Linked DNA regions of Homo sapiens: region 2 is linked to region 1. Evidence: chromatin loops called from intact Hi-C (ENCODE). Cell type or tissue: heart right ventricle. All regions are shown on one strand. Links, peaks and the distances in the headings refer to the core of each region. The heading gives the core; the rest is flanking DNA.

Region 1 (9,289 bases), core at 339-8,338:
GATGTGGTTCTAGATTCCTCCATATATGCTGCACTTTTTCTGGGTCCCCAGACTCCAACAGCAGGTTCCAAGGCAGCAGCTTTGGCCATTGCAGAATGAGAGAGGCCGTGCCTCAGTTTCTGCCGGAAGACCTAAGGGACTGCTCATTTGCCAGGCAGCTGGGTTCCCTCATCATTTGCAGTTGGGTGACCAAATCATTTCTTTTCTAAACCTCAACACTTTTGAGAGTGGGAGGTATACAAGTTGAATGGGACATGGAGAACCCAGGACCTTCCAGGGTGAAATAGCCATTTTTCATGCAAAAGTTGAAGTCAGTTAAAACTTGAAGGAGTTTCTTTTTTACACCAACTGCTTTTAAACTAAGCTCTCAGGTTAGTTTAGCAACATACTCAATAGAGGCAAAAATGGCCTAATTTGAAGGTAGATTTGGTTTTTGAAAACAGTCAATCTTTATCACATAGAGGAAACATGAGAGACCAACTGCTCTAGCTTCCTTTATGGTGAAGAACAAGACCCAGAGAGGTAAAGGGTCATGGTTTAAGGTAATTCCATTGATTAGTGACATCTTTATTTAAGAGGGGAAAAAAGGTATTGAAGATATAGAACCAAAATTCAAACCAGCAGCTATGTGTATGATGTGCCTGTCACAATGCTAGGGTTTTTAAACATATTTTTATTAAATCAGTATTAATTGAGCACTTACTATATGCAAGCCACTGTGTAATATGCTTGGGAGGAAATCCCTGTCCTCAAACAGTTCACCAATGTCTTCACTCATGTAACCTATCAATAAACCAGCAGGGTCAATATTCACATTTCATTTTGGGATATATGTGAATGGATAGGAGGAAGGCACATGCATAAGAAGAAATGGAGACTCAGAAAAATGAACTTATTTGCCGAAAGTCACAAAACAAGTAAGTGGGAGAGCAGAATTCTGACTCCCTGCCTTACACTAGAAATCACACCACAGTCTGCTCCGTGCTAGCATCGAGTTTGGCCTTGGGAAACCTGGTGGAGCCTCAGGATTGCACCTTGATTGGTGCATGGGGTCTGTGAGTCACAGCAGAGGGGGTGGTGACCTCTATAAACTCTTGCTACCAATGACTACACCCCTCACAGAGGGATTGTCTACTAGTGAGAAAAACCATAGTCTGCTTTAGATTCCTGATGTTATTGTAAGTAGGGAAGACCATTACACACTGTACAAAGACATGTTTAACATAACAACAGCCAGCATTTGTAAAGGATCTTTGCAGATTTCTAAGTGTTTTCACATGCCTCATCGCGTTGAATCTTTACTACCCTAACAGATGTGCAGCCATCATTTTCCCCTACAGACCAGCCAGCGAGGCTGGAGGGTGAGGCAACCTGCCCAAAATTCCAGAAGTCGTGGACAAGAGCCAGTATACCAACCCAGGCCTTTTTCTCTATTGTAATTAATTAACTATCTCCAGCTATTTCATTAGCAACACAGTATGGAAGGTCCTTATAGAGGGACAGCATGGAATACCCTCATGTTATTGGTTGATTGTGGTTTATGGAAGTAATGCTATTCCTTCTTAAGATGCCTTCAGGATCGTTTCAACTGTAAGGGAATATTCAATCCTCCCATCCCAGGCTGAGTCGTCATCAGAGCGAACAAGCAGCCTGGCTCAAGTTTCCTTCCTTGGTGTTTTCTTATCTGTCTCCCACCAATGGCTTAGCCTGTATGGGTGAGTGGGGTCAGGAAGTGGCATACAGTCTCTGTTTTTATTCTCTGTTTGGAAATTTTCTAATTATAGGTCACACCAAGAGTTTCCATTCCTCCCCCAACAACCCTCCATGACACTTCACCTTGTTTATGTAACTTAATAAGCAAAGACCCAAGGCTTTTTTTTTTTTTTAAGACTTAAACCATGAAGCTTTTAATGAGGAATCAAACTCATTCCCTTATCTTTCTGGCTAGTAAATAGCTGCCTGTTATCTTCTTAGTGTGTAGCTGAACTTACCATCTCCTTTCTGGTCAGGGGTTTTATAGTCTGATTACGCCTTAGGCTTCCTGTGCAAGCCATCAGAAGAAGGACCATTCACACACACACACTACAAAAAAAGGAGATTTAAGGTAAAGTCCTTTAAAACCCCAGCCTTCATAGAATAAAGAGATGATATATCACAGAATCAAGAAACAGGAGTCACAGATTCAAGATAGATCTATCATGGCATCTGACACAATGAAGTTGCCTATTTAGGGTGTAAATGAGAGCGAGATTTTAGTCAATTGTCATGCTTTGGAGACTGAAAGCTAAGGGCCAACACTTAAATAATTTTATTCCAATTCTACCAAGATTTTTTCCCTAACTTAACTGACTAAAAAGATTATAAAATTTATGTCACCTTAGCCTAGGATCCTCTGGAAATACATTCAGTAATAGTAACTTTTAGACAAAATTTGACCAGTAGCCATAAACCAAATCCACAGAACAAAATGAAAAATATCCTACTTTTAAGAGGCAAAAAGACATTCTTAAGCCAAATGTTATTAAAGCAAAAAACAACTATGTAGGAAATATTCTGTGCTTTTCCCTACCAGCAGTGTTCAAGCAGAAATCACTTCTGCAGAACTACTGAACAATGAAGGCTGGAAAGGAAATATAAAAGAAGTGGTATTTTGGTAAAAAGATCCTGACCCTGAGGATTCGTACTAGTATTAAGTGTTATAAAATTAACCTTTCAACTGTCCTCTGGGGTCTGAAGAACGCAGCTAAATGAAGGAAAACTAATTCATGAAACAGGCTGCCAAGGAGGATCAAGGAAGGAGCTTGCTATTCAGGAAGCTCAAGAAACAGCACCCAAGCAGGGATGCAGGGCCCAGAAAGAAAAAATTTAACTGATTCCAGAAAAGTCATTGAGCTTTGCTAAAGAAGGAGTCGTGGCAGCCTCACTACCAAACATTTGTACCTACCTCCTCCTCCATGTGGTGAGGAGGATTTGAGGCCTGGCACGAAAGCAAGGCCATCACCATCACCATTATTGCTATTATCAGGGAATCCCCAAGCAATGTCCATTCAAGAGATGTTTGAAGCCTTACGCAGATATTTTCCAGCCTTTGAGTTTTTTGACCCCTTTTTTCTTTAACCTTTGTTCCATTTTGATACATGGAAAGATCCTACTCCACTGTCTCAGCTAGATTTCAGTAGGTTTTTCTGTGTGGGAATGTCTCTACATATCTCTGAGCAGTCTATCTTCTGTGTAGGTGCACCAGCAGGAAGAATTTGTTGATCTTTACTATTGTAAAATAAATATATATTTTTATTATTCAGTATAATACAGAATATTTTATGTATATAATATTATGTTGCTTTATATTTCATTGCTTAATATATTATTGTATTGAGTACATTATTTCCCAAGCATACACAACTTTCTCCTCTCCCCAAAATCCTTTACCACGCCCTTTATAAAAATCACTACTTTAGGACTTAGTCTAGGAGAATTATCTCATTTGTGATGTACATTGCAGGGTGATTTTCTAAAGGAAGCAGGACTTTGTGAGCTTGCTGCATTCCTGTGAAAAGAAGTAAAATAGGAACATAAGGCTAATGTAGAGAAAAGTTGGAGGAAGGGCTAATGAGATTAATTAGATAGACAGATAGATAGATTTATTTTAAACATAAATAAACATCACGCTCTTTAGTCCCTCAATACATAAAAGTGGTCACTTGAGCCACCAGAGCTACAATGAATGAATCCAATACACTTTAATGTAATCGCCATGTCTACCTCACAGTGCTTTTAGACAAATTAGCAAAGGGCACCCCTTCCTCAAGGCACTTTACTTTCATCTTCTGGAAATCATTGAAATATACTGATATTTTTTAAGAACAAGAAACTCCCATCTGCTTTAAAACTTGCATGTAAATTTGTACAAATCTATAATACTTATGATGCGAATCATACTCTGTAGAAAGTCCTCTGTTCAGTCCACAGCTTGCTCAGGGACACCCAGCTCCCCTGGCATCGCTTGTGTAATGCCCTTCACCACAACCATGAGGAGCTGTGTTTGTTTTACGCAAGGCTTCATCTAACTCAGTTCCTGGTACACAGTATGTTCTCCAGATAGCAATTGAATGATGGAATGAATGTGTGAAGAAAAAAATGAATGAATGAATGGCCCCTCTTTAACACAAAAATCTATTGCAAAAGTGAAAAATCAGTACAACTAATGTTTACTGAGCACCTACTATGCATCAGGCCCTGTGCTAAGCATATATGTGCATTCTCATTAAAATCCTGTGAGGTACAGATTTTTACTCTTCACAGAAGTTAAGTAACTTGCTACAGTCATTCAGCTGGTGACTCACAAACCACGGGACCAGATAATCACATTCCTAACCACTACACTGGCAAGTCGGCCTGTATCCTGTCGTGCTCCAAGGGGGAGCTACACCTTTTGGAAACACAGAGTTCCCTTGTGTGGCCAGGCCAAGGAAGAGAAGGCATCCGAGATCCCGTGGCCATGATGATTTCCTTTTCTGTCTGTAAAAACAAAGTTACTCTCTTCATGCAACTTAACCAGTAATGAGGTCAGATCACACAATATTCCTAGTCCTGGCCTGCATACCCAGCACTCACCTTTGAAATCAGTTAGCAGCGAGTCATTAAGCTACAGAATAAGAGCCCTCGCATCACCTGTGGGTGCAACACCTGGGCTAATAGCACCCTCTGAAATGTCCTGGCCACTAGATGGCACTGAAGCTCAAATGTCACAGAACTATACGAAACACGTCCCGCCATGTTTTAGGTAAGACAATAGCAACAATAACCAGAACAGCAACATTATTAAATACTTATGATAAGCTAGGTACTCTTCCAAGGTCTCTATTTGCATTATCACATTGAATCCTCACAACTCTATGGGGTGACTTCATTATTATCGCCATTTTGCAGACAAACAGATTTAGAAAGTCAAGTATCTTGGCCAAGGTCACACCGCTAGTAAGAGGCAGAGCAGAGATTTTAGCTCAGGCAACCTGACTCCAAAGCTCAACATTCCTAACACTCCACTGCCATTTCCTGCTACACTATCATTGTCCTTTCACTTAGCTGCTGAGCACATGTTCAGTATCCACCACAGATTATTTTTGAAACTCCTTTTGGAAAATCCTCTCTCATGAGGGAAAAAGAAAACCTGCATTCAGGCCACATAAGCACATCAGGCACAAGCCAAGATTCAGATGTACTGGAGCTATTTGCTCAAGGGCGCAACCTCAAAAGAATATCATCCTGGTGGTGAAGAAATGGGTCACAGCCTGTGGTGCAGCAAAGCAAAGTCAGCTGGATCCAGCTGCAAGGTCTCACATGTTAGAAAGAGCCCCTAGGAAGACGGCCAAGGGCAAGCCCTGGCTCCTCCTTACTCATCATGATATCTAGAGCATGACACTTAAGCATCTGGAGCCTCTGGTATTGTATCTGTTAAAAGGGGGGAAAATGCATGCCTTGTCTTCTCTACTGGGTAAAAGTAAAATGTATAAAGTGTTCACTGTGGTCATTTCAGAGTTAAGTATAATATCATTAAAAGCCTTCATTACCCCTTTTCACCTAGGCAACATCCTTTGCCTTCTTGCCCCATAATTCCTTTTATAACCCAAGTCTGTTTCCAGAGAACTGTTCTCAAAGCATAGATCTTACCAGATCTGCTCCCCCCAGCCCTGCCAATGACTCTATCTTCAATTCCAAACATAGCAGCTAAGGTCTTCCATCACCCACTTGCAACCTGCCTCTTCTTCCTCATCTCTCCCAACTTCGCCTTTCCTTCACCTTATGCACAACTGGACCAGATGCTTTGCTGTTCCCAAACATTCTTATTTCTCTGCCTCTGCATCTCTGCTCAGATATTCCTTCCACCTGTCCATGGTTTGTGCTGCCCAACGTCAGAGCTATTGGGCTTTTAATTAGAGCTTATGCTCTTCCTTTAAGGAATGACTCCCCTGGCATTGCATTGGCCAAGAGATGGGTATATGACCCAGGTAAGACCTCTCAGTCCCTCTTCCCTTGAAATTTGTACCTTAAGAGAAGTGACCCAACCCAAAAGCACTGGAGTTGACTCATCCTTATAGACCATACTCTGAAAAAAACATTGCCATCAATCCCTAGTACATCAATCTATAACATGTTTCCTTAAAGGTACAGCTTTTTACTTCAATTCAGGAGCTATCTCCACAATCCCCAACAGATTCCCCCTGGTGGTGGTGGTGTTTTTTTAATTTTTTTTTCTCTTCAATTAGCCAGAGTTCATATCTGCTTCTTGCAGCCACTAAATAATCCTTCAAGGTTCAGTTCAAATGGCAATTCTTCATAAAGCCTCATTTAGGCACATTTTATAGCAGTTATTTGTATACACTTCTGTTTTCCCTCTGCATTATTAGCTCCTTAAAGACAGGGATCAGGACTTGTTCATCTTCGTACCCCAACTGCCCCCAGTGGACCAGAAACGTGGTCATTTTTTGGTAAATATTTATTGACTTGAATGGCAAACCAGTTAAGAAGGAGAATTTAAAGTACTTTGTAGGATTCAGTGGTATTTTAATCCTGTGTTTTGTAGTGTTCATGCATGCTGTTATCTAATAAAATTTGTTTTTCTAGAGAAATCATCTATCCAAATTCTACAACCATTATCACATTTTCAAGACAGCCTGAGGCTTACAGTGAATTTGAGAGTTCTCCTCAGATCCAGAGTCTTCTAACTTTTGCCCTGCTTCCCCTCTCTGCTGAAATGTCAGGGCTCTGGCAGCTGCCATTATCAGATCCCAAACAAGCGTGTGAATAACAATGGGAAGTGTGACAATTCCCTAGGTTGTTTTTTTTTCTTTAAGCCTTCACAGGAAGAGCTTGACTATGGCGAATTCTATGTTTAGACTGTAGTCTTTTGTATTTAGTTTAGCAAACTGCATTTCAAGGCCCCTAGGATGCAAGTTATACTCATTATAATGCACGAATAATTTCCCCTTCAACATGATTTTCACATCAGAATGATAAAGGACAACCAAATGATGAGAATGAACTGTTGCAGTATGAAACTGACCCACAGCTTACGTAAAACTGTAAGTGAGCACAATTGAATGTTTATTGAAGCATATTTATAAATACTATCAAACCAAACATGATTCCTGTTATCTCTAATGAAAAAATTATACTTTTCCTTTTTCCTGACAAGGAATGAGGGGAAGGGATAGGGAGAAGGGAAGCTGACAGCAAGGTTTCTTACCCCACTGCTCCCTCTCCATCTAATTAAGAAGTCTGCTGATTGGGGCAGTCCCCACGGCAGCAGCCACCTAGCAGAAGTGCAGGGAAAGCCTTAGATCTGCTTACTTTCCACTATATTAGGCACCCCTGCTTTACATTCTATGAGTTGTCCACTCCCAATAATTACTTCTTTCTGAACACCCATCTTGACAAGAATGAAAAGCCATCACAAAAGGCTATTTTCCAAAAGAAAAAGTTCAAGTATCTTCTCTTTTCACATCCATACTTCCAAACATTGTCCTTTAACACAGCAAATGATAAGGTTAAACTTGGCCTATGCTCCAAGTATAAAAGCCAAGGACATTACCTACGCATAAAAATAAAATGAACTATCTGGGAAAATGAAGTAGACGTACTTTTCCCTATTCCTCCCACTAGCTACAACTAAAAACCCCAGACATTATGCATAAAGCAAATATAAAAAGACTGAAAGGTGGGGAGAAGAAGGCAGACTGGCTGGGGATCTTAGGACCCAAGGAAAGACATGGTGGTAAGTTGCCTTATGGATCCCAGACAAGAAGCTAAAGAGTTCAGCAATCCAGAAATGCAAATGAGTTCTGACTTTTAAATGCCTCAACAAAAGCCTGTTCTCACTAACCAAAAGACCAGGAAAGGGACAACCTAGCAAAACAGAAAACCTTTAGACAATAACCATTCTACTTCAACCAAACACCACAAACAAAACCTTACTCCCACACATACCAGCAAAGGCTGAGAGGGGAGCCTAGACTTCACCCTCAAGAGGCTATAACACAGTGGCTGCTATGGTTTGAATATTTGTGTCCCCTCCAAAATTCATATTGAAACAATCCCCATGGCAAAGTATTAAGAGATGGGACTTTTGAAAGGTAATTAAGCCCTAAGGGCTCTACTTTTTTTATCCCTTATAAAAGGGCCAGAGAGGTAGGTAGGCCCTTTTTGCTCTTCCATCTTTCTGCCATGTGAGGACACAGCATTTGTCCCTTCCATAGATGCAGCAATAAGATGCCATCTTGGAAGCACAGACGGACCTCTCTCTCGTGAGACATCAAACCTGCCAGCGCCTTGATCTTGGACTTTCAGCCTCCAGAACTGTGAAAAATAAATTTCTGTTCTCTACAAATTAGCCTGTTTGTGTTATTTTGTTATAGCTGCACAAGTGGACTAAGACATTGGCCCAATACCCACCAGGGTAGTATCACAGAAAGCCAATCAGGAAGCCAGGTTTCTATCCCTGCTGACTGACAGCAAGCCTCTGCCCCAACAGGGTCAGTGGAGGCCATGTGGGAGCTTGGATTTCCACCTCAGTCCAACAGTAATGAGAAAACCCTCTTCCTCTTTGCTATGTGGTATCAGAGAATGCCGAAAAAGGGGTCAAGACTTCAACCATCACCAAACAGCAATAAGCCAGTTGCACTGCATTGTCAGTGGAGACCATGTACAAAGGCAAAATTTCTACCCCTACTACTCAGCAGTAATGAGGAGTCTCCACCTCAGGTGTCAAAAGAGGCCAAGTGGGAAACTTAGATTTGTACCTCCACCTGGCAATAACAAAGCAGCTCCTCTCCTTCCCCTGCTGGACTTGTACCAGAAAAATCCAGGTAAAGCAGAAAACTTAAATAAGATCCAGAGTCTCATAACACAATATAAAAATATCTAAGTAACCCATGCCAACGCACATTATAATTAAACTTCTAAAAACTAAAGACAAAGAAAAAACATGAAAGCAGTCAGAGAAAAACCATACCCATAATGAAAAAAAAATTAGAGTGACAGTAAATTCCTCATCAGAAACTATAGAGGCCAAAAATAATTGGCACAATATTTTTCACGTGCTGAAAGAAAAGAACAGTCGACTCAGAATTGTGTACTCAGAAAAAATATCTTAGGGAATGAAAAAGAAATAAAGACATTCTCAGAGTCTCAAATGAAAGAAACCAAGAGAATTTGTCACCAGCAGGCCCATTCTAAAAGATTAGCTAAAGGAAGTTCTTCTAAATAGAAAGGAAACAATGAAAAAAGAAAC
Region 2 (9,289 bases), core at 523-8,522, 120 kb after region 1:
CAATGTACCAGAATCTCTGGGACACATTTAAAGCAGTGTATAGAGGGAAATTTATAGCACAAAATACCCACAAGAGAAAGCAGGAAAGGTCTAAAATTGACACCCTAACATCACAATTAAAAGAACTAAAGAAGCAAGAGCAAACACATTCAAAAGCTAGCAAAAAGCAAGAAATAAATAAGATCAGAGAAGAATTGAAGGAGATAGAGACACAAAAATCCCTTCAAAAAATCAGTGAATCCAGGAGCTGGTTTTTTGAAAAGATCAACAAAACTGATAGACCGCTAGCAAGACTAATAAAGAAGAAAGGAGAGAAGAATCAAATAGACGCAATAAAAAATGATAAAGGGGATATCACCACCAATACCACAGAAATACAAACTCCCATCAGAGAATACTATAAACACCTCTACACAAATAAACTAGAAAATCTAGAAGAAATGGATAAATTCTGGACACATACACCCTCCCAAGACTAAATCAGGAAGAAGCTGAATCTCTGAATAGATCAATAACAGGTTCTGAAATTGAGTCAATAATGAATAGCCTACCACCCAAAAAAAGTCCAGGACCAGATGGATTCACAACCAAATTCTACCAGAAGTACAAAGAGGAGCTGGTACCATTCCTTCTGAAACTATTTCAATTAATAGAAAAAGAGGGAATCCTCCCTAACTCATTTTATGAGGCCAACATCATCCTGATACCAAAGCCTGATAGAGACACAACAAAAAAAGAGAATTTTAGACCAATATCCCTGATGAACATCGATGCAAAAATCCTCAATAAAATACTGGCAAACTGAATCCAGCAGCACATCAAAAAGCTTATCCACCACAATCAGCTCGGCTTCATCCCTGGGAGGCAAAGCTGGTTCAATGTATGCAAATCAATAAACATAATCCATCACATAAACCGAACCAATGACAAAAACCGCATGATTATCTCAATAGATGCAGAAAAGGCCTTTGACAAAATTCAATAGCCCTTCATGCAAAGAACTGTCAATAAACTAGGTATTGATGGGACATATCTCAAAATAATGACAGCTATTTATGACAAACCCACAGCCAATATCATACCGAATGAACAAAAACTGGAAGCATTCCCTTTGAAAACTGGCACAAGACAAGGATGCCCTCTCTCACCACTTCTATTCAACATAGTGTTGGAAGTTCTGGCTAGGGCAATCAAGCAAGAGAAAGAAATAAAGGGTATTCAATTAGGAAAAGAGGAAGTCAAATTGTCCCTGTTTGCAGATACATGGTTGTATATTTAGAAAACCCCATCGGCTCAGCCCAAAATCTCCTTAAGCTGAGGATCAACTTCAGCAAAGTCTCAGGATACAAAATCAATGTGCAAAAATCACAAGCATTCCTATACACCAATAATAGAAAAACAGAGAGACAAATCATGAGTGAACTCCCATTAGCAATTACTACAAAGAGAATAAAATATCTAGGAATCCAACTTACAAGGGATGTGAAGGACCTCTTCAAGGAGAACTACAAACCACTGCTCAATGAAATAAAAGAGGACACAAACAAACGGAAGAACATTCCATCCTCATGGATAGGAAGAATCAATATCATGAAAATGGCCACACTGCCCAAGGTAATTTATAGATTCAATGCTATCCCCATGAAGCTACCAATGACTTTCTTCACAGAATTGGAAAAAACTACTTTAAAGTTCATATGGAACCAAAAAAGAGCCTGCAATTGCCAAGACAATCCTAAGCCTAAAGAACAAAGCTGGAGGCATCATGCTACCTAGCTTTAAGCTATACTACAAGGCTACAGTAACCAAAACAGCATGGTACTGGTACCAAAACAGGTATATAGATCAATGGAACAGAACAGAGCCCTCAGAAATAACACCACACATCTACAACCATCTGATCTTTGACAAACCTGACAAAAACAAGCAATGGGGAAAGGATTCCCTATTTAATAAAAGGTGCTGGGAAAACTGGCTAGCCATATGTAGAAAGCTGAAACTGGATCCCTTCCTTACACCATATACAAAAATTAACTCAAGATGGATTAAAGACTTAAATGTGAGACCTAACACCATGAAAACCCTAGAAGAAAACCTAGGCAATACCATTCAGGACATAGGCATGGGCAAAGACTTCATGACTAAAGCACCAAGAGCAATGGCAACAAAAGCCAAAATAGACAAATGGGATCTAATTAAACTAAAGAGCTTCTGCACAGCAAAAGAAACTACCATCAGAGTGAAGAGGCAGCCTACAGAATGGGAGAAAATTTTTGCAATCTACCCATCTGACAAAGAGGTAATATCCAGAATCTACAAAGAACTTAAATAAATTTACAAGAAAAAAAACAAACAACCCCATCAAAAAGTGGGCAAAGGATATGAACAGATACTTCTCAAAAGAAGACATTTATGCAGCCAACAGACATATGAAAAAATGCCCATCATCACTGGTCATCAGAGAAATGCAAATCAAAACCACAATGAGATACCATCTCACACCAGTTAGAATGGCAATCATTAAAAAGTCAGGAAACAACAGATGCTGGAGAGGATGTGGAGAAATACACTGTTGGTGGAAGTGTTAATTAGTTCAACCACTGTGGAAGACAGTGTGGTGATTCCTCAAGGATCTAGAACTAGAAATACCATTTGACCCAGTGATTCCATTACTGGGTATATACCCAAAGTATTATAAATCTTTCTACGATAAAGACACATGCACACGTATGTTTATTACAGCACTATTCAAAATAGCAAAGACTTGGAACCAACCCAAATGTCCATCAATGATAAACTGAATTAAGAAAACCTGGCACATATATACCATGGAATACTATGCAGCCATAAAAAAGGGTGAGTTCATATCCTTTGCAAGGACATGGATGAAGCTGGAAACCATCATTCTAAGCAAACTATCACAAGGACAGAAAACCAAACACCGCATGTTCTCACTCATAGGTGGGAGTTGAACAACAAGAACACATGGACACAGGGCAGGGATCATCACACACCAGCGCCTGTTGGGGCGTGAGGGGCTGGGGGAGGGATAGCATTCAAGGAAATACCTAATGTAATTGACAAGTTGATGTGTGCAGCAAACCAACATGGCACATGTATACCTATGTAAAAAACCTGCATGTTGTGTACATGTACCCTAGAACTTAAAGTATAATGAAAAAGAAAAGAGATTGTTCACACCTCATTCAACAATAATTTTTCTGACTAACAACCATTTTTCTCACTATGTCTCAGCAACAAGTCCTATGGCTTTCCTTTAGTAATTTTTGTTTGTTATATGTTTTTAATAAAATTTTATGTTTCCAAAAAAAAAAAAAGTAACTATAAGTATACACAATTGAGCAGCCCATGTCACTGCTCTACCTATGGAGTAGCCATTCTTTATTCCTTTGCTTTCTTAATAAACTTGCTTTCATTTAAAATATGTGCATATATATATATAACTGAAGGGGAAATTAAGGCCTAGGTACTGAAAGGAAATGTAACTGTACTTAAGTCATTTTGCCCATTGATACCTTCTTCTAATTCTCTGGGGGTAATTTCTGCAACTTGGAATGAAATGAAAGAATAAATGCCATGGCAATGTCAGGAAGTTAACCCATCATACCCGTTACCTATAGGTATGACATATTGTTTGAACCAAATATGAGGTATAATTTCAGGAGCACTGAGAGACCTCACTTCATCTGTCTCCACCCTCCAAGTCCTGCCAGGGTGCTAAAAATTGCCACATTTTTTCACTCTTTTGAGATAAGTCTTTAAACTACTATGAAATGCATATTTCATCTGGGAGGGGCAGCACTCTGAGTCATTAATAATAACAATTACTCGAATGACTTCATCGAGTTATCTGGCCTGTTTCTGGGCAGTCTCCAGGGTAGTAGTGAGGGTGCTTTTGATCCTGGAGAAAAAGCCAGAGGACGTCTGAAAGACAGACTCTGGGTGTGGACCCAGGAAGACAGTGAAAGGACCTTGCTACTTCCCCATTTTTCTAAGACTGGCCTGGTCTCATTGTTTGAGAGGTGTAGGATGAGATCATGAGAATTATTCTGGCTACAGCTAATTGCTTTATTGTAAACTTCAGGCTGTATGAAGAGGCTGGATTAAGTGTTGTGGTTACACACTCACCAACTATGTGAATTTGTATGTCTTACTTAAATTCTTGGATCCTCAGTTTCCCACCTGTTATGTAGGAATAAAAACACATGCTTCACTTAACTCAGAGAGCTCCTGTGAAAATTGGGTAAATTAATGAATGTGAAAGTATATTGCAAATAAAAGAGGGTTATGCAAAGGACCATGCTTGACCCAGCACTACTCCTTGGTATTTACTCAAAGGAGTTGAAAGCTTATTTCGACCCAAAAACCTGCACATGCACATATGTAGCAGCTTTATCCATAATTGCCAACATGTGGAAACAACTAAGATGTCCTTCAATAGAAGAATGCATAAACAAACTGTGATACATCCATATAGTGGAATATTTCTCAGCGATAAAAAGAAATGATCTCTCAAGCCATAAAAAGACACGAAGGAAACTTAAATGCATATTACTGAGTGAAAGAAGCCAATCTGAAAAGGCTACATACTGTATTATTCCAACTATATGTCATTCTGGTAAAGGCAAAAACTTGGGAGAGAGCAAAAAGACCATTGGTTGCCGAGGGCTTGAGGGGATGGAATAACTAGGTAGAGAACAAGGGATTTTTAGGGCAGTCAAACTTTTTTTTTTTTTTTTTTTGAGACGGAGTCTCACTCTGTCTCGCAGGCTGGAGTGCAATGGCATGATCTCAACTCACTGCCATCTCCGCCTCCTGGGTTCAAGCCACTCTCCTAACTCAGCCTCTTGAGTAGCTGGGATTACAGGCACATGCCACCACACCCAGCTAATTTTTGTATTTTTAGTAGAGATGGGGTTTTGCCATGTTGGCCAGGCTGGCCTCAAACTCCTGACCTCATGTGACCCACCCCCCTTGGCCTCCCAAAGTGCTGGGATTACAGGCATGGTCCACCATGCCCAGCCAGTTAAACTATTCTGTATGAAGTATAAGGGTGGATACATGCTGTTACCCATTTTTCAAAACCCATAGAATGTACAACATATACAGTGAAGCCTCGTGTGGACTTCAATTAGTAATAATATGTCAAAGAACCATGTTATTCCTGATTTAAACCCTCCAGTGGCACCCTCTTGCCCACCAAATAAAGTCCACACTCTGCCCAGTAGCATCCAAAGCTCTCATCACCTGGTCTCTTGCTCTATCCATCCTGGATTACTAGAAGCTCCCTAAGCAGACTGTCATGTTCATCTGTCGTTCTTGCCTGCCCAACATCTGCTTTTCCTTCTTCTGCAGATATCACCCATTTCCCTTCAGGAAACAGCAGCCAATGCACCTTCAGTTTCTGTGGTTTGCTTAGGGCTGCCTGGCCATACTCACTTTCAGGACTGGGCATAGGATTCAAGTCAGTTCAATCAGAGATAACTAGAAGCTTTAACCTGAACCATTAGAAGAAAATAAACTATCATTCTGCTGGGGCATCTCAGAGCCTACATTTAATATTGAGTGTTTGTGGCCATCCCCACTACCTCCTGGGAAGAACATGCCTAAATGAAGTCAACAGAGTAGAAAGTAGTGTTAAGAGAAGGCAAGAAATTTGGGCCAAACAACATCCATGGAATGCTTGAATCCAGCTGAATCTGTATTTCCCACCCTCTCTGATTTTTGAGTTATAGGATCCAATAAATTCACTCTTTATGCACAAGCCGAGTTAAATTGGTCTTCTATTATCTTCTAACTGTCACACACAGGGAGGATGCTTTTCTATGCTTCATTCTGTTTCTTCCCCTCACTATGCCCTAGCAGTGTGACGAGCACGTTCTCACTCTTCAAGATCCAGTTTTCGTACTAATACCACCTCTCTATGAAACCTTTCTACATCATTCTTCAATTTCATCCTACTTAGAAAAGGACCCACTTTCCCTGGAGCCCCCACAATACTCTGCACAGGCTTCCATCAGAGTATGAGCCATCCTAATTGTACTTCATTGTCTATGTGTCTGTCTCAGCCACCAGACTGTAAGCTCCTCGATAAGGGTGTAACTTAGCATCTCCTGCACTTTCCTAGTTTTTTGGGGCAGGGAAGACAGGGTCTCACTCTGTCACCCAGGCTGGAGTGCAAAGGCACAATCACGGCTCACTGTAGCCTTGACCTCCTAGGCTCAAGGGATCCTCCTGCCTCAGCCTCCTAAATAGTTGGGACTACAGGTGCATGCCACTGCCTCCAGCTAATTTTTCTCTTTTCTTGTAGAGAGAAAAGGGAGGACCTAGGTTGGTCTGGAGCTCCTGAGCTCAAGCAATGCTCCCTCAACAGCCTTCCAAAGTCCTGGAATTACAGATGTGAACCACTGTACCTGGCCCCAAATTCTTGTTGAATGAAAAAGACATCAAAACAGAAGGGCGTAGTGGGTAGAGGAATGATACCAACAAGTAGGCAAGAAAGCACAGGCGGAACTGGGGGCAAGTATCTAGTTTGGAACAGAACTGAGCCAAAGTAAGATGGAGGAAGGGTGATACCCAGGCAAATGCGATGCACACTCCAGACACTTGCACTGCTCTAGAAGCCGTCCTTTCTCTCTCTCACATCTCCTTCATCCACCACCTTGGATCTTTGCAGGTTCACTTTTTGTATTAAAACCCCCATGTGGCAGAGACAGCTAGTCATGCTTCAGTATCTGTTCTCTTCTCCTATGGAACTAGAACCCCTGATAAAGCTACATTTCCCAGTCTCCCATGCAGCTTGGTGTGGCCATAGGACCATTTTGTAACCAATGTAATTTGAGCTGAAGTGGAGCTAATGTAGTTTGAATATATGTCCCCACCAAGTCTCATGCAGAACTGTAATCCACAAGGTTGGAAGTGGAGCCTGGTGGGAGGTGTTTGGGTCAGGGGGGTGGATCCCTCATGGCTTAGTGCTGTCCTTGAGATAGTCAGTGAGTTCTCACAGATCTGGTTGTTTAAGCATGTGGCACCTTCCCCCACCACCCTCTCTCTCTCTTGCCCCCATCGTGTGAGATACCTGGTCCTTCTTCAACTTCCACCATGATTGTAAATTTCCTGAGGCCTCCCCCAAAGCGGATGCCAGCGCTAGGCTTCCTGTACAGACTGCAGAACCAAGAGCCAATTAAACCTCTTTTCTTATAAGTTACCCGGTCTCAGGTATTTCCTTATAGTAAGGCAAGAACAGCTTAATACAGATGCCTACAACTTCCTGAAGAGCAGACAATTGTCTTTTTTTTTTTTTTTTTTTTTTTTGAGATGGAGTCTTGTTCTGTCGCCCAGGCTGCAGTGCAGTGGCACCATCTTGGCTCACTGCCTCTGGGGTTGAAGCAATTCTCCTGCCTCAACCTCCTGAGTAGCTGGGATTACAGGTGCATGCTACCACGCCCAGATAATTTTTGTATTTTTAGTAGAGATGGGGTTTCGCCATGTTGGCCAGGCTGGTCTCGAACTCCTGACCTCAAGTGATCTGCCTGCCTCGGCCTCCCAAAGTGCTGGGATTACAGGCATGAGCCACCGCGCCCGGCCTATAACTGTCTTCTTTCTCATTTTCCCCTTCCCACCAGCCAGATGAGTGAGCCATCCTGGACTATGTCGATGAGGACAAAATGAAAGGAGCCTGGTCCCTGAGGCCACCAAACAAGTGCTGGACTATTACACTGGAACAGTTACAGGAGACAAAAAGTAAACTAACTTATTGAAGCCACTATTATTTGGGGCTGTCTGTTTCACCTGGCAAATGCTTATCCTTCTATAACCAAGGTGCCCCTCTTCTGGGTCTCTCTTATGTTTTATTTTGTTTTTTCCTCCTGTTGCTTTCAGTTGAAACTATCAGAATTGGGAGTTTCCAGTAGCCAAAAGGAGTAGTTACAAGTAAAATTCACAGTGGTTTTCCATCTTCTAGTCTTTCAACTATCTTCAAGCAATCACATATATCCACAAAAATCCCCCATTGCTCTGCATAAACAGATGGGGTCCTAAAGCATATTTGCCTAAAATATATTAATGAGATTATCTAATCTGAGTTCTAACAAACCAACAAATCCAAAGTTGTGTATGACATCATTCATTTATAGTACAGTCATGTGTCGTTTAACAACGGGAATATTTTCTGAGAAATTCATCATTAGGCAGTTTCATCATTGTGCAAACATCATAGAGGGTACTTACACAAACTTAGATGGTATAGCCTACTACACAGCTAGCCTGTTTGGTATAGCCTAATGCTCCTGGGCTACAAACCTGTACAGCATGTTACTGTACTGAATACTGTAGGCAACTGTAACACAATGGCAAATATTTATATATTTAAACATAGAAAAAATACAGTAGCCAGGCGCGATGGCTCATGCCTGTAATTCCAGCACTTTGGGAGGCCGAGGTGGGCAGATTGCCTAAATTCAGGAGTTTGAGACCAGCTTGGCCAGCATGGTGAAACCCCATCTCTACTAAAAATACAAAAATTAGCCAGCCATGTGGCAGGCACCTGTAATCCCAGCTACTCGGGAGGCTAAGGCAGGAGAATCACTTGAACCTGGGAAGCGGAGGCTGCAGTGAACCGAGATCATGCCACTGCACTCCAGCCTGGGCAACAAGAGCAAGACTTCATCTCAAAAAAAAAAAAAAAAGAAAAAGTATGGTAAAAGTACAGTATAAAAGTTTTCTTTTTAATACATAAATTTTCTATAAGAGTACACTTATATAGGGCACTTACCATGAATGGAGCTTGCAAGAGGGGAAGCTGCTTTGAGCAACTCAGTGAGTGGCAACTGGATGTGAAGGCCTAGGACACTACTGTAGATTACCATAGACTTTTTATAACACTCTGCACTTAGGCTACACTAAATATTAAAAAAAAATTCCATCTTCAATAATAATAAATTAACCTTAACTTATTGTAACTTTTTTACTTTATAAACTTAAATTTTTTAACTTTTTGACTATTTTGTAATAACACTTAGCTTGAAAGATAAACTCATTATACAATGGAACAAAAATATTTTCTTCTTTTATATTATTATTCTATAAGCTTGTTTCTATTTTTACATTTTATTTTTTACTTTTAAATTTTTTTGTTGAAAACAAAGACACAAACAAACACACACATTAGCCAGGCCTACACATGGTTGGGATCATCACTATCACTGTCTTCCATTTCCACATCTTATCCCACTGGAAGTCTTTGAGGTAAATAACACACAAGGAGCTG

Evidence for each region. Hi-C counts contacts between places; a loop is a spot of excess contacts. Peaks named below come from ENCODE experiments on the same cell type or tissue, not always from the same donor. Only the 100,000 strongest peaks of a DNase experiment are listed, where the experiment ranks them.
Region 2: a loop joins it to region 1, with 7 times the contacts of the local background. A loop is called at or near these places in 12 of 110 quality-filtered maps.

Annotation. Positions count from the first base shown.
Region 1 is chr4:55,180,082-55,189,370 of GRCh38, forward strand. No RefSeq gene overlaps it. Among named protein-coding and RNA genes, the nearest start is that of KDR, 59 kb to the left of the region's middle. In heart right ventricle, for the core only: CTCF peaks have their summits at 4,723 (motif pointing right), 6,238 (motif pointing left) and 6,443; a DNase peak (open chromatin) is centred at 5,296; H3K27ac peaks cover 4,785 bases.
Region 2 is chr4:55,300,100-55,309,388 of GRCh38, forward strand. No RefSeq gene overlaps it. Among named protein-coding and RNA genes, the nearest start is that of SRD5A3, 41 kb to the right of the region's middle. In heart right ventricle, for the core only: no CTCF peak of the experiment used is centred there; no DNase peak of the experiment used is centred there; H3K27ac peaks cover 1,210 bases.